Regions from separate parts of the Homo sapiens genome. Here all the other regions are linked to region 5. The links are chromatin contacts, found by Hi-C or POLR2A ChIA-PET in ENCODE. All regions are on one chromosome and are shown on one strand. Each heading gives the region's core, a stretch centred on a gene start or an enhancer-like site at or near the end of the contact. The rest is flanking DNA. Distances are from core to core; before and after follow the strand shown.

Region 1 (2,700 bases), core at 55-2,554, 150 kb before region 5:
TGTGCCAGAAGGAACTTTTATCCAATGCAGAAAATACTTGCCCAGAATCAGGTTCTTAACAAGTTTTTGCTCATCCTCCTTCTTGTATTCCAGCATCCCTTGGAAATCCTTTTCTTTCCTGGGAATGTTGACTGGTCGGATGGGTTCATCAATGATCTGTCCTGGGGATATGTTCTCCATCTGGCCCACTTTATGAGAAGTAAGAAAGGAGGAGAAAATGTTTTCCATATAAAAAACATGAGAGGTCTCCAAGTTCCTATAATTTTGAATGCATTCTACAACAACCGAAACTTGCCATATTTGCCACTTAATTGCCTTCTCTTAAAATAATTTTTTTCTGTTAAAATTGGGTGAACAGATGGCAAAATTATATGGTCATCTTACTCTGAAAGCCACTCCTGCCTAACTGTAAATTAACATCAAATAACCTTACATGACTCAAAACTTTTTTTTATGTAATAAGGCTTACTTTTTAATAAGATTAAATGTCCAAAAAGTAAGTGGTTTAACAGATTTGTTAATTAATTGATACTAATCAGAAATGGTTAAACATATTTTGACTTTAATTCACAGGAGGAACAATCAATATCCTACAAAGGGGCAGAAGGAGCAGAAACAATTCCCCCTTGCTCTTGGCTCAATGACTTTAGCCATTAAAAGCAAAAGAACATTTACTTTAAATGTATCATTACAATCAATTCAAAACACATACAGATAGCTGGTAGAAGAGTGTTTCTTCATACCACTTGGTCCAAAATGTATTATTTTTCACAAAGGCCTCATATGGCAAAGACCTAATTTTCTCCTGCCATCCTCATTCCCAGAGAAATCATGAACAGATAAACTATCTCTATGTAGTATGATTTCCTAAATGTTATTATTTTTTATTTCTTTTTAATATAATGTTAAAAATTCTACTTATAAAGTTGCAATCAATGAAGTACAACCACTGGTTTACAATGCTTTCAGATGTTAAAAATAGTCACTATTGTCAAGGGCAGCAGCTAGAGAATTATGCTAAAGGTTAAAAAAAAAAGTCTCCAATTTCATCTCAAAATTGAGACTTGAGTGGGAAATCCAACAAAAAGTAAAGGGACATATGAGTTACCACAGCCACTGTGGAGATACACGCTAGTAACCAGGTTTTTTATCCTTTTATCTACAGGGAGGGAGAGTGGTTAAGAGATTTGTTTAAGGGCAGATTAAGTTTGAGTTCTGAGATTGCTGTCAAACAAAATGCAGATCAGATGCAAAAACATTAGAAAGCTTAATATTGCTGACTCCACGAGGTGTCAGTAGTGCTTCTTGTGTCACTCTGGGTAATTTCCTGGGTTAGTTCTGAGAAGCCAGTCCCACAGGAAGAGGTTATCACAGAGAACATCAGTACCTGCCAGTGCTCTTGCTTATGTGGCATGGAGCCTGGTGACACACCGTCCACCTCATGCTGCAGCAGCACACACTGGGACTATCAGCGCTGAAAATCTGGTTTAGGTGAAGTCACCACCATCCAGCAACACTATGATATCTAAAGAGTGGTCAGATTGTGATTGGACAGATCAGGGCTACGGCCATCTCCCATAATCTAGTTTTTCATATGCATGATCCAGTATGAAAGCCACGGGACTAACTCTAAAGTATATTCTTCCATGCAAGAGAAAAGGAGACTCAAACTGTTTGGTTTTACATAATTTCTGGTGTCAGTTTAAACACAACACCACAAGGACCTCTGAAGCAGCACACAGTGGCCTCTACAGATCATAAACCTGCAGCTGCATGTAAAAAACAAAATTATAAAACCCCTGCCATCTATGCCACTAGTAACTTTTAAGCCGCATGTACAATTCCAAAAGGGGAAACTGGGAGAAAACAAGTTCAACATACTAGGTTTATCAATAAATGCACATATTTGGACTCCATGTAACCCAAAGAGCATATTTTAAACCCACTGATTTATCAAATCTATGATGCTATCGGTTATGAAATACAGTATTTTATGTAACACTAAAAAAATTGCCAACTAAACTATAACCCATCAACAATTGTAAGATACACCCCAATTTCAGAGATGTTGAAATGGGAAACACTGCATCTCAGAATTTGTGAAATACAATGGATATTTTTACTAAGAAAGTTTATGTTTTAAAAGGAAGCTTCACCTTCCTTTTGCAAAATCTCTAACCAGGATATTTTTGGTACTGTATAAAAATGTCAGATAGAATGTGCCATACTCTCACTAAAAACTTTCTCTCTGCCTCTGAATTCTCCCTAGGGACTTAAGTCTTTGCAAAGCTCACAAATGAAATTTAGATGTCAGTTCAACATAACCTTGATTGATTTTGCAATATTATCTACTAATTAAAATAAAATGTTGGCCGGGCACAGTGACTCACACCTATAATCAGAGCACTTTGGGAGGCCAAGGCAGGCAGATCACCTGAGTTCAGGAGTTCAAGACCACCCTGACCAACATGGAGAAACCCCATCTCTACTAAAAATACAAAAAATTAGCCGGGCATGGTGGTACATGCCTGTAATCCCAGCTACTTGGGAGGCTGAGGCAGGAGAATCGCTTGAACCTGGGAGGCAGAGGTTGCAGTGAGCCGAGATCACGCCACTGCACTGCAGCCTGAGTGATGAAAGCCAAACTCCATCTCAATAAATAAATAAATAAAGAGGCAACTAGCTAAGCCTTTTGCCCTT
Region 2 (2,700 bases), core at 8-2,507, 180 kb after region 5:
TCTGAGGGCAGAGGCCATGTTAGTTCTTGCTCATCACAGTACTTCTAGCACATATGTGCCAGGCACATTGAAAGTGCTTGGTTATACTTGTTTCAGTGAACAAGAGAGGGAGAATGGTCCAGATGTCTAAGGTTTTACTATTTCTAACAGTTAAATTCTAAAATGTTGTCATATTTAACCAATATGACTATATAATCACAACTGTTTATTGCAGAAGGAAATATTCATAAGAATTCCTATCACTTTGAAAAAGAACATTTTGTCAAAATATGGGTGTTTGGTAGAAACATTTTAGAAATAGAGCATTTCTAAAACAAAATCCAAGTGTTTTGTACTAAATCAAAACAAGCATCCCATGTTGTCAATCCCTTGATTTCATACAAGGACCCATGTAAATTACAAAATATTAGATGCAATATCCTACAAAACACAGCTGGGGCAAATGAGCTATTTTAATCTATATTTAAGCTATCTAAGTACAGAATGAAATACCAGTTAATGAAAGACAAGACTTGAGTGCACTAGCAGAACAGTAAAATGACTATTAGGGTTATCATAAAATTCATTGCCCACTGAGGTGGGAGGTTTGCTTGAGGCCAGGAGTTCAAGACCATCTTGGCCAACATAGCAAGACCTGTCTCTAAAAAGAAAAAAATATATATTAAAAAAATAAAAAAGTAAAATTCATGATCCAAACAGTGGTAACACACTTAGAGTGAAAGGAGACCATTGTGAAATAGGATTGGACACAGGACAACAGGCATAAACCAGGATCATCCTATGTAGCATTTAACCCAGCCCATCAAAGTAGTTTGAACTTAATGGTACAGTTAGAGATATAAAACAGTTAAATATGTTAAATTTTTTAAGCGTGAATTTTGTATTTCATGAAACTCACTGATATAAGCCCAAAAATAAAATTATGATATCTTAGAACTTACATAGTAGTTGTTGAGCAAGCAACAGGCGCTTAATTTTTTATCAAGCATCTAATAAATACTAATTCTGTGCCAACCTGTGACAGGTATGAGGAAAACAGCTGGGAAGAAGTCAGATGTCATCACCACCCTTGAAGAACAATTATTCTAGTGAAGGAGACAGTATAATATGAAGAAATGAGGGAAGCACAAACTATCATATAGTACCTGGCCTTCTTTCAGTTCCTAAAGCATGCCAGACTCTTTCTAAATTCAGAACCTTTGCACATATACCTTTGGCCTGGGATGTTCTTTCCCCTTACACAGCTGGTGCCTTCTCATCCTCTGCTCATTTTCTCAGGGGCCTTACCTAACCAAAGAGGACTTCTCCTTGCTCTCACTTAGTCACTCTCTTAGCCTTCGTATATTTCCTTCAGCGCACTTGGAATGTGTTTATCTTACGCACTGAAGAAATGCTAATTTATTAACAATAACAACAGGCAAATTTATTGAGTATTTATTCAGAATCAAATACTATTTTCTTTTCTTTTTTGAGACAGAGTTTCGCTTTTTTTGCCTAGGCTGGAGTGCAATGGCTCGATGTTGGCTCACTGCAACATCCGCCTCCCGGGTTCAAGCAATTCTCCTGCCTCAGCCTCCTGAGGAGCTGGGATTACAAGCATGGGCCACCAATCCCAGCTAATTTTTTTATATTTTTAGTAGAGATGGGGTTTCTTCTTGTTGGTAAGGCTGGTCTCAAACTCCCAACCTCAGGTGATCCACCCGCCTTGGTCTCCCAAAGTACCGGGATTACAGGCGTGAGCCACTGTGCCTGGCCTAAATACTATTTTCTAAGCACCTTATATGGATTATCTCATTTCCTCATTACAGTAGCCCTTTAAGTAGGTATTATCACTAGCCTCATTTTTTACACATTGAAACTAAAGAAAAAAATTGTCCTCTATATTTCTAAATAATTAGTTTATACCATTTCCTGATTTAATTTGACAATTATCTCTAATTTCTTATTTCTTTATATCCATCTCTTTCTCAGCTTCCTAGTTTCAAGGATGAAATGTCTTATTTACTTTGAGTCTACTTATTACCATTCGACTTACTTCTAAGAGTATCTATGTATTACTTTGAGAACAATGTCAAAATATAATCACCTAGCCTGTTTCTTTCCAGTTTCCTGATAAAAGCCAGATGATCATTATTTCATTTCTGGTGCCAGAACCTAGAGGCAATTGTGCTCTGCTAGAGGCATGAAGTAATACAAAATACAGAAAATATTCCAGCAACTAGCAGGGAATTTGAGTTTTACTTTTTTAGTTGGACAGGTTGCTTTTCTCTGGGTCTTACATTTTCTCAACTGTAAAAATGAAAGAAACTCACACACTCTAAAGATCTTTCCAACTGTGGTTTCTAGTGACAGAGTGATTTTGTAATTTCAGAATAACAAAATTATTTTCACGCCCTCAGCTTTTTAAAGTGGATTTAATATGTACCACTGTGTAACCTGAATGTTGTTGTTTTGTTGTTGTTAGCAACTTAGAGTACCCTGGTAAATACCTCAATTCTGCACCATAAGCTACAACAAAAGGTACAGGCCATGGTTAGGCTACGACCTCCTGGACCACAGAAGTGTGCCTGCAGAACCAGCATTCAATCAACACAATAATTATTCAAAGGCATAGGTATGTTCTTTACTTCAATTTCTGAATAGTTAGTATGCCAACTTAAGAAGGACACACATGCTTAGATAAACAATATTTAAGAAAGG
Region 3 (2,700 bases), core at 158-2,657, 250 kb after region 5:
AACACCCCTGAAAGGAAATGAAAATTGAAGGGATCAGATCAGTAATCCTAATTTATTTAGCAAGTTCTGATCTTCCTGAGAAACAAAAAAAATAATAGAAACTAAATTTATCTTGCACTGCCTCAAACCGGAAAGGAAAATACAGTCACCTGTTGTGACTCATTTGCAGTCTATTTTGTAATGGTTTCCAGATTCCTCTTCCAATTAAAAAGCAGGCCAGAAGAACCAAGATTGTTTAGTTAAGTCTGTTTGGTAATAGGTTTTAGACCGTAACTACATAAAGTCACTTACAATAAGGGATCAGAGTCTGTAAATGAATTCTGATTTTAAAAATTAGTGAGATTTCAGGGTTCTGCAATTAATTGGGTCATTTCATTTTGCTGAAGAAATAAAAAGGAATGAAGTGCAAAACAAATATTTAATGGTCATATAGCCACATGGTCATAATAATTTTATTATATTAGGATTTCTTTCTTTTCTCTCTCTCTTCTCTCTTTTTTTTTTTTTTGAGGTGGAGTCTCACTCTGTTGCCAGGCTGGAGTGCAGTGGCGTGATCTCAGCTCACTGCAACCTCTGCCTCCCGGGTTCAAGTGATTCTTGGGGTTTCATTTTTAAAAAGCTAATACATGAATCCCAGTCAGGAAGAAGAGGGACGATGAATAGTTAGGAAGCTGAAGGGGTAGAAAGAGGAGAATGGAGATGTAAAATGCAGAGACCGCAGCAGAGAGGAGTTGGCTTCCAAGGCTACCTTTTTTGAGGTGACTCAGAAATCTGGAAGTAGCCCTCCTCCCTTCCAGCCCCAAAGGGCTTCTTGAGGGGTTCCAACAAGCATTTGGAGTCTGGACAGCTATAAACTGTATATTACCCTGTCCCTGCCTTGCAACTAGGTGTATTCTATATCCATGATACAAGAGAAGCCCATTCTTCATTGACTGAGAGACTGCTAGGAGGTCAGGATTGTTCTTAGACCAGTTTGAACCCCAAAAACCTAAACTGAATTTGATTTAGATTCTTGAATAGGCTCCAGTTTCTGAAAGGATCACATAGCCTTGTAATCAGAATGCTGGTGGTTTCCGAAGCTGTTGCCTTTCTTTTTTAACCAAACTCACCACCTGCTTAAATTTAGCCTTCTTTTCTCTTTATGGAAGGGACAGTTATCTCCAAATGGGTCTAAACTCAAGTTACTTTCTAGCCCAGCAGTTGCTCAGCTGGTAGCTTGTGGGGATATATTTATTTAAGTGAAGTGTCTGCATCCTCTTCTGTTAATCAATTCTGGAAATCAACATCTCTCCACTCCTTCTTTTGGTGAGAGAAAAATCCACCCTCCCCAAATCTGCAAAGACTCTGCATAGCACACATGCTTCAACTTTTGTCCTCTTCTCACAGATGGCATGATCCATTTCCTGTTGACTTGGTTTGTCTCACGCACGTGCCATTAGATCTAATGACTAACGCATGCCACCTTCTGAAGAGAACCTAAATAACCTTCCTGTAATTCTAGTTCTTTTGTAATAGACCCAAATCTGGTTTCTCTTCCTGGTCTACTTAAGGCAAATGCTATGGAGGTAATTTTTCTATCCCCTTGCCAAAGGATGTGAGGGTAAGGTTAGCGACCCACTGCTGCACTGCACTTCTGCTTCAGAAGCAAAAGAAAGACAATAGCCAAAGGGTTACTGGAGAAGCATAATAAATAGTTTTCACTTATTACAGCTTTTATGGTCCAATTCTCCAAGGTGCATAAAACCAGCACATTGAGATAGGGCAAATGAGTCTAAGTGTTATATCGTGGCTTTCTTGTCTCATAGTACACCCCGGAGAATACCTGAAACCCTGCGTTAGCCAACACCAAGGTTAAAAATACCTCTCTCTCCTCTGGCTGGGGGAGAGAGCAGGTTTCACCTTGTCGAGGGACAGTGAAGGCCATAGCCGCACTTTCTTGACTAGGACATTCTCTTGCTGGAGACCTGCCTAAATACAAGTATAGCCCACCATAGAATTTCTCCCAGAAACATGGTCGGCTCCGTCTTGAGCTGTCATCATAACTTCAGAAGAGTTGGGAAGGGCTTTCTTCTAGCAAAAACTACCTCCTCTACCTTAATAGCTAGAGAGTCAGCCACCTGAAATTCTTTTCCTTTTTTCCTTTAAAAAAAAAAAAAAAAGACAGACTCTTGCTATATTGCCCAGGGTGGTCTCGAACTCCTGCTTTCAAGTGATCTTCCCGCCTAGTCCTTCCAAAGTCCTGGGATTACAGATGTGAGCCACCCTACTTGGCCAGCCACCTGAAATTCTATCAGTGACAGATTCCTTTAGCTGAAGTCATGTTCAAATGTAATCCTCCCAAGAATGGTAACATTATACATCAATGCATTAAACAAAACAACCTGTGCTTATTGAAAAAGTCATATGTGCACACGGTAAAACAAAATTCAAATAGTACAAAAGGGTATATAGCTGGGCACAGTGACTCATGCCTGTAATCCCAGCAGTTGGGGAGGCTGAGGCAGGAGGATCACTTGAAGCTAGGAGTTCAAGACCAGGGCAAAAAACAAGGCCCCTGACTCTACAAAAAAAAAAAAATTAGCTCAGCATGGTGGCATGTGCCTATGGTCCCAGCGACTCAGGAGGCTGAAGTGAGCTATGACTCCACCACTGTACTCCAGCCTGTACCGTGGAGTGAGACCCTGTCTCTAAAGAAAAAAA
Region 4 (2,784 bases), core at 90-2,589, 220 kb before region 5:
CTAAATTAAGGTTGGAGAAACTCATTCCCATAATCCATTGGCCATCTGCTGTTTAGTGCTGCATGTGCCGAGATAAGCACTGGGCTGAGAGAGACAAAGAATGCCAGTCCTGGCCTCTCCAGGTGACCAAGTCTATTTGGAAACTTGCATGCAAATGATGATAATTCCATGTGACAGGCCTGCGATAAGGAAGCACATAGGAAGAGGCCAGGAGGTATCGCAGGAGGCTCTCAGGGAAGCTGGATCTCAAAACACAAGCTGGAGTTGGCCACGTGAAGATAAAGCAATGGGGAAATAACAGGAGCACGTGGGTTAAGGCAGAGAAAGCAGCAAGTGCAAAGACAGAGAGGCTCGAAAGAAAGTGGAGGCCTCAGGCAACCAACTAAATAGTTTTGTCTGGCTGCACAGAGGGTCTGTATCCAAGAAGGGCAGTGAGGCTCACACATTGGCAGGTGATTCAAAAAAGATGAAATAGATGAGAGGGTGTGATTTCAAGATTTGGCCACAAGGTGGTGCAGTGACCCAGCGTGAGGCTCCTTGCATAAAAATTTGCAACCTCAAGAAAGAAGAATGCCTCTTTCCACGAACACACACACACACACACACACACACGCGCGCGCGCGCGGCTGAGAACTAGTCAAGAAGGCAGAAAGGTCACCTACCATGTTAAACTGTTGTTGCAGTTTTTCATTAGCGTAATTGATGCAAAATTGTTCAAAGCTGTTCACATCAAAGGTTTCAAAACTGAAATACAATTTAAACAAGTTAAAATATAACCTGAAGCAAGACATATGCATTTGTTTATAGATATTTTTTGACACTTAAAAGCTTAAACGTTTGCTATGTCTTCTACAAGTTTTAAATACCCCTCAAAGCTTCTGGTTTTAATGATATCCTAGTAGTCAGTTTATAAATAACCCTTTTCCTGGTTGTCCCCCGGAAGAAATCTGGTAGGTATAAAACACCTACCTCAAGCCAGGCATTAAAATAAGCATGTCACCATATGGTGTAGTCCGCACAACAACAGTGATATTGGCAATTATTATTCTGACTTTATAGGTCAGAAAATAAGCCCGAGAGGTTAAGAAACTTGCCAAAGGTCACACAGCTTGTGTCAGAACTTAGCTGCGAAGCTGCCTGACTGTGATGCCTGTGCCTCCAATGAGAAGGCAATGTGGTTTCCTATTCTCTCCTTGTCTGTTGAGGGGAGGAGCAGCACAACTGCAGCACAATTTTGCCTCCCTAAGGGGTGCTTTCATAGCTCCTAGAGGAAAAGGGCAAAGTCATTTCATATCCTACAGCCCAGCACACCCCATCAGGGACGAGACAGACATGGCTGGCTTCCATATTCAGACTTTCATCAGCTGCCTCTGCAGTTGCCTTGGAGTTGCAAGCTCAAGAACTGAGAGGAGCCCTTGGGGAGGCAGCTGCTACTCAGCTCCTGCCGGATGTAGCCATGGATGAATGCGGCCCAGGATGTTAGATTAATTGATTCTTAAGAAAAGTCAGAAAACTGGGACTTTTAAGTGAATAATCCCACTCTGCAAAACGTGGGCCGAACAAAACAGAGGCACCAAATTTACCACCTGGCCAGATGAGCTCCTGCTGGAAGGCAGCTTGCTGAGCACTTTTAAGGTGTCAGCATTTATGCACGTCACCTCCTATAACCCTAACACAGCCCTATGTGAAGGGCTCCTGTGACTCCACTGTCACACACGAGGGTCAGAGAAGGAGTGACCATGGTGAGGACCAACAGCCAGCAAGTGGTGCCAGAAATGCAATTCGACCCCAGTGCTTGGTGCCTCCAAAGCTTTGTTCTTAATCGCTCTAATCCTGAGAGGTTCCTGCCGGCTCCTATCACAGGTCCCCTGGGAGTCTCACTTGACTGAGCTGGTTTGGCTCAATCTGGAATTCCTGGGCAGGGTAAGAACCTGGACTGTCCTCTAGACAGCTCCAGGGTGATTCATAGCAGCTCTGACAGCCCCATTCCACACGCAGCCTTGGTGGCTCAGAGATTCGGAGGCTGGTCTGCTCATGGAAGCAAGGCCAGGGCTGGGCCTGGGGGAAGATTAAAAAGGGTCTCACTGAGCTCTGCAGCTCACAGCTGGGGCCAAGGGCAGGGCTTTCTAGAACCTGGCAAAATGTCAAACATCAATGCATTATTTTGGGGCACAAAAATCTGAAGTTTAGGACCCATGGAAAGACCTAGATCTGTGACTTAAAATGCTAGAGGCACATTGGCTATGAAAACACTTCACACTGGAACCATGCTTATGGTTTTCAAGGTACCTGCATAATTTCTTCCATCATATGTTCAAAATCACCCTGCAAGAGAGGCCCCATCTTGTAGATGCAGAAACTAAGGCTTGGAGAGGTTCTGTGACTTTCTTGAGGTCACGTAACTGGTATGCTACGGAGCTCATTCCCAGGGGTCTGACCCCCAGACCCAGGTTTTTCCAACTCTGGGTCCAAAGAACATAAATACACGACAGGCTGGGGAGTCACCAGCCTTCATTCACTCTCAGCTTAGACCTTGAAGCTCACAGCTTCAGCTTTACTGGCTTTCAAAGATGCTAAGTCTTCCTTTGAGGCTTCCTTATTTCCAAGTCAAAAAGAGCTTTCTCAAAAGTTGCAGGTATGCCTAGGCGAGGGTTAGCCTAGAAGCGAGGCTGCTGGAGGGGGCGGGAAAGGCTTGGCCCCAGGCTGCAGCCCTGCTGCCTAGAGGAAAGCTGATTTTTTTGGAGGCGTATCATGAACTCAAGGGTGGCAGCAAACAGGCTATTG
Region 5 (2,741 bases), core at 150-2,649:
ATTGTAACACAACTTGGTTTCCCACATTCTCTTTTCCTTGGCAGTGCTAGTTATCATTGGAGAGTGTGGTATAAGGAGGAGTCGCATGAGAAAATTCTTCCTTAGCATTATCTCCCCTAGCTTCAGTCCTTAGCCATGCCTCCAGCACAGTCAAAATCTACAGTGCTACAAAGTGCCAAACCATAGCTTCCTTACATATAGCTAAATCCATTTACCCAAATGCAGTCATTCATTTAACAAGTACTTACTGAGTACCAACAGGCACAGGTCTAGTCCTGGGATACAGCATTGCACTTGCAGCTGGATTCATGGTTGGGTTCCCTTATGCCTACCCATCTAAGATACCAGATTCTTTGCTAGAGCCATGGCATTTGGTAGTGCACTGGACCACACTATATGTAGGTATTATGAGTCTTCATAATCATGTCTACTGCCTGACTTTGGAGGTTAGAACTAGCATTATTAGGTGCAAGCACATTTATCTGCATTGCCAAAATCCCAGTCAGCACCGGTGCAGTAAAAAACAGATGGTGTGCCTGTAACTCATGATTGACACATTGCTGCAACAGATGCTAGGTATGTCCTTGCTGAAGATCTAAGCAAATGGTCTCTAGGAATGAAAAACAGATTTTAATGCAAACAAAGATTGCCTAGAGATTCTATAAGATTTTCTATTTTACTTTATACCCTAACTAATTCTGTTTGGTTCCACAAGTATTTAGTATGTGTATATTCTATTTCATACACTGTTCTAAGAATTGCAGAAACAAAAATGGGTAAGATGTTTTCCCTTCCCTCAAAGTTCTGCTGATGAGATGGACACACACAGACACTGTCAATATGACACACAAAGTTCTGTGATGGAGGAATGTACAAGGTGCCATGGGAGCCCAGTGGAGTTTGCAAACCTCACCCAACTTGTGCAAAGAAAAATAGAGTACATGGTAACTTCCTAAAGGAGGGGGACATGGATTTGGGCTAGAAGGACAAATAGGAGTTAACCAAGCAAATGAACAAATTCATGTTCCAGACATGAATGAAGACATAAAGATGTGGAACAGGATAAAATACACATGAGGAATAACAAGTAGTTTAGAATCACTGTAGCAAGAAATGAGAGGCCAGAGAGATTCCCAGGGCTCAGATCATAAAAGGACTGGAACATAGTAGTACTCAGTAAATACTTGATGAAAGAATTGGCTAGAGCTTTCATGAAGGAAAAGGTATAAGTATGTGGTTATGCATGTTGGACAAATTTTGTATGTCCATTTTGTTAGTAGAAACAGGATATAATCAGTATTATTCTACATCAGTAGAATTATAAGAACATGATTCAGTCAGCAAGAACTTGGCTCACTCAGCATGATAACTGGAGACTCAGGCATAATAAAGAGGAAGTGGCTAGGCAGTTTTTATATTCTTGTGACCACAAGAGAGAGAAGAGCTAGAGTGGTATCTGCACAGACACAGGCAAAGATCATACGGAGAAAGATGAAAGAGGCATGCACGGGGTCTGTGAGCTTGAGAACTTCCTGGATATAGCAACCATCTCTTTTCTCCTATAGGCCATCTCTTTTTTTCGTTTAACATAAATAAACCAAGTATCTGTGACTCTACCTGACCTTCTTCATGGCATCATGTGGAAGAAACCCTGATCCAGAAGGGAATAGAACTCATATTCCTGGTAGTTGTTTTTTGTGAGTGGGCTTGGGCCCTTTGCTGCTGCTGAAGAGGGAAGAGGATAGCCAGAGCTGGGAAAAAGAGGAGTCAACATGATCCATACTCTAACAACTCCATGTTGAACATATTGAAACACACAGGAATCCTGGGCCAGAGTAGATTTCCAATAATTTTACAAAAACAGAAGCAATACAGACACCATAAGTACTGGCTATAAATTCTAAAAACTTTCATCACACATCAAAAACAACTCAACAAGGTGAAATTTATTCCATTTGATATCCCTAACATTAATTTCCTGTTCATAATTTTTTTTTTTAATAAAAGGTAAGACTGTGGAGGAGGGCAATCTGCTTAATTTTGCTGTGAACCTAAAATGGCTTTAAAAAAATTTTTTTAAGTGAATCCGGTCCATTAGTAGAGGAGTTGCGGCAGCTCAAGGCAAGGAGCCTGAGGCCCAGATTCCTAATTTCTTGGCCCTAAATAGTGACTCTATCCCCTGATGCCCCTGGACTACCAACCTGCCCGTGGCTCTTCCAGGTTTCTAAGGTCTCCTGTGATTAGGCTTCTATCATTGCAATGGACTGATACTCAAGCTCACTCAGGTGAAGGATGAGCAGGGCACACATATGAATACAGAGGAAACAACAGGATAAGGAACCAGAGAAGAGCTAAGTCACATAGAGGAAAAAACCGAAGCAAAGTGTTGGTTCCAAGGCAGGCCCTGGAAGCCCATGAGTAGGAATTGGTGGCTTTTCTGGTACACCACTGCTAATGGGGTCAGAACTGTCAATGTGTCTACACCACTCCTCTGGTTTATCTTTTCCATACTTGTTACAGAAATCCCCAAAACAGGACACCTAAATGGCTCACTTAAACATTGCTACTTCTGTTTAGACTGCCCTTTTGAGACCAGGCCACATCAAAAGGCCCTTACGAGTGAGCCATTTTCAGGTCAGGGCCTCCCCTTGTCCAATCAGCTTGGCTGGATCATTTGGTTTCTTAGCAGGGGCCCCAGGTCAACAGGGAGAGTGAGGGGTACAGTTACCCTTTGAAGGGAC

Evidence for each region. A loop is a pair of places that touch in the nucleus more often than their neighbours do. ChIA-PET counts read pairs that join two places held with the same protein, here RNA polymerase II (POLR2A). Pooled maps may share reads with other maps.
Region 1: a pooled map shows a loop between it and region 5 (4-fold over the local background). The contact joins two enhancer-like sites. A Hi-C loop is called at or near these places in 1 of 37 single-sample maps with no recorded cell type and 8 of 50 pooled maps. POLR2A ChIA-PET finds 5 or more read pairs at or near these places in 1 of 52 experiments (activated T-cell).
Region 2: a loop to region 5 is called in a pooled map, with 2.5 times the contacts of the local background. The contact joins two enhancer-like sites. A Hi-C loop is called at or near these places in 2 of 50 pooled maps. POLR2A ChIA-PET finds 5 or more read pairs at or near these places in 2 of 52 experiments (HCT116 and PC-3).
Region 3: a loop to region 5 is called in a map of PC-3, with 5 times the contacts of the local background. The contact joins two enhancer-like sites. A Hi-C loop is called at or near these places in 5 of 168 maps with a recorded cell type or tissue (CD4-positive, alpha-beta memory T cell, PC-3, endothelial cell of umbilical vein and 1 more), 1 of 37 single-sample maps with no recorded cell type and 9 of 50 pooled maps. POLR2A ChIA-PET finds 5 or more read pairs at or near these places in 2 of 52 experiments (BJ and endothelial cell of umbilical vein).
Region 4: a loop to region 5 is called in a map of CD8-positive, alpha-beta T cell, with 4 times the contacts of the local background. The contact joins two enhancer-like sites. A Hi-C loop is called at or near these places in 2 of 168 maps with a recorded cell type or tissue (CD8-positive, alpha-beta T cell and endothelial cell of umbilical vein), 1 of 37 single-sample maps with no recorded cell type and 8 of 50 pooled maps. POLR2A ChIA-PET finds 5 or more read pairs at or near these places in 1 of 52 experiments (activated T-cell).

Annotation. Positions count from the first base shown.
Region 1 is chr15:52,330,312-52,333,011 of GRCh38, forward strand. It overlaps MYO5A (myosin VA), which reads right to left. Exons shown (of 42, transcript NM_001382347.1): 35 at 42-188. Among named protein-coding and RNA genes, the nearest start is that of MYO5C, 36 kb to the left of the region's middle. RefSeq lists an enhancer at 1,437-1,566. Within about 2 kb of position 1,305, at least 4 of the 41 ENCODE cell types and tissues checked have a DNase peak (open chromatin) inside an H3K27ac peak, as active enhancers do.
Region 2 is chr15:52,659,199-52,661,898 of GRCh38, forward strand. All of the region lies in intron 2 of ATOSA (atos homolog A), which reads right to left. Among named protein-coding and RNA genes, the nearest start is that of ATOSA, 19 kb to the right of the region's middle. RefSeq lists an enhancer at 1-74. Within about 2 kb of position 1,258, at least 2 of the 41 ENCODE cell types and tissues checked have a DNase peak (open chromatin) inside an H3K27ac peak, as active enhancers do.
Region 3 is chr15:52,728,929-52,731,628 of GRCh38, forward strand. No RefSeq gene overlaps it. Among named protein-coding and RNA genes, the nearest start is that of ATOSA, 51 kb to the left of the region's middle. Within about 2 kb of position 1,408, at least 5 of the 41 ENCODE cell types and tissues checked have a DNase peak (open chromatin) inside an H3K27ac peak, as active enhancers do; they include endothelial cell of umbilical vein, where a contact is called at or near this core.
Region 4 is chr15:52,255,977-52,258,760 of GRCh38, forward strand. MYO5C (myosin VC) reads right to left here. Exons shown (of 41, transcript NM_018728.4): 11 at 663-744. Among named protein-coding and RNA genes, the nearest start is that of MIR1266, 20 kb to the right of the region's middle. RefSeq lists an enhancer at 1,341-1,917. Within about 2 kb of position 1,340, at least 3 of the 41 ENCODE cell types and tissues checked have a DNase peak (open chromatin) inside an H3K27ac peak, as active enhancers do.
Region 5 is chr15:52,480,657-52,483,397 of GRCh38, forward strand. The region is part of intron 1 of MYO5A (myosin VA); the gene reads right to left. Among named protein-coding and RNA genes, the nearest start is that of MYO5A, 47 kb to the right of the region's middle. RefSeq lists a silencer at 777-2,045 and an enhancer at 1,184-1,333. Within about 2 kb of position 1,400, at least 10 of the 41 ENCODE cell types and tissues checked have a DNase peak (open chromatin) inside an H3K27ac peak, as active enhancers do; they include endothelial cell of umbilical vein, where a contact is called at or near this core.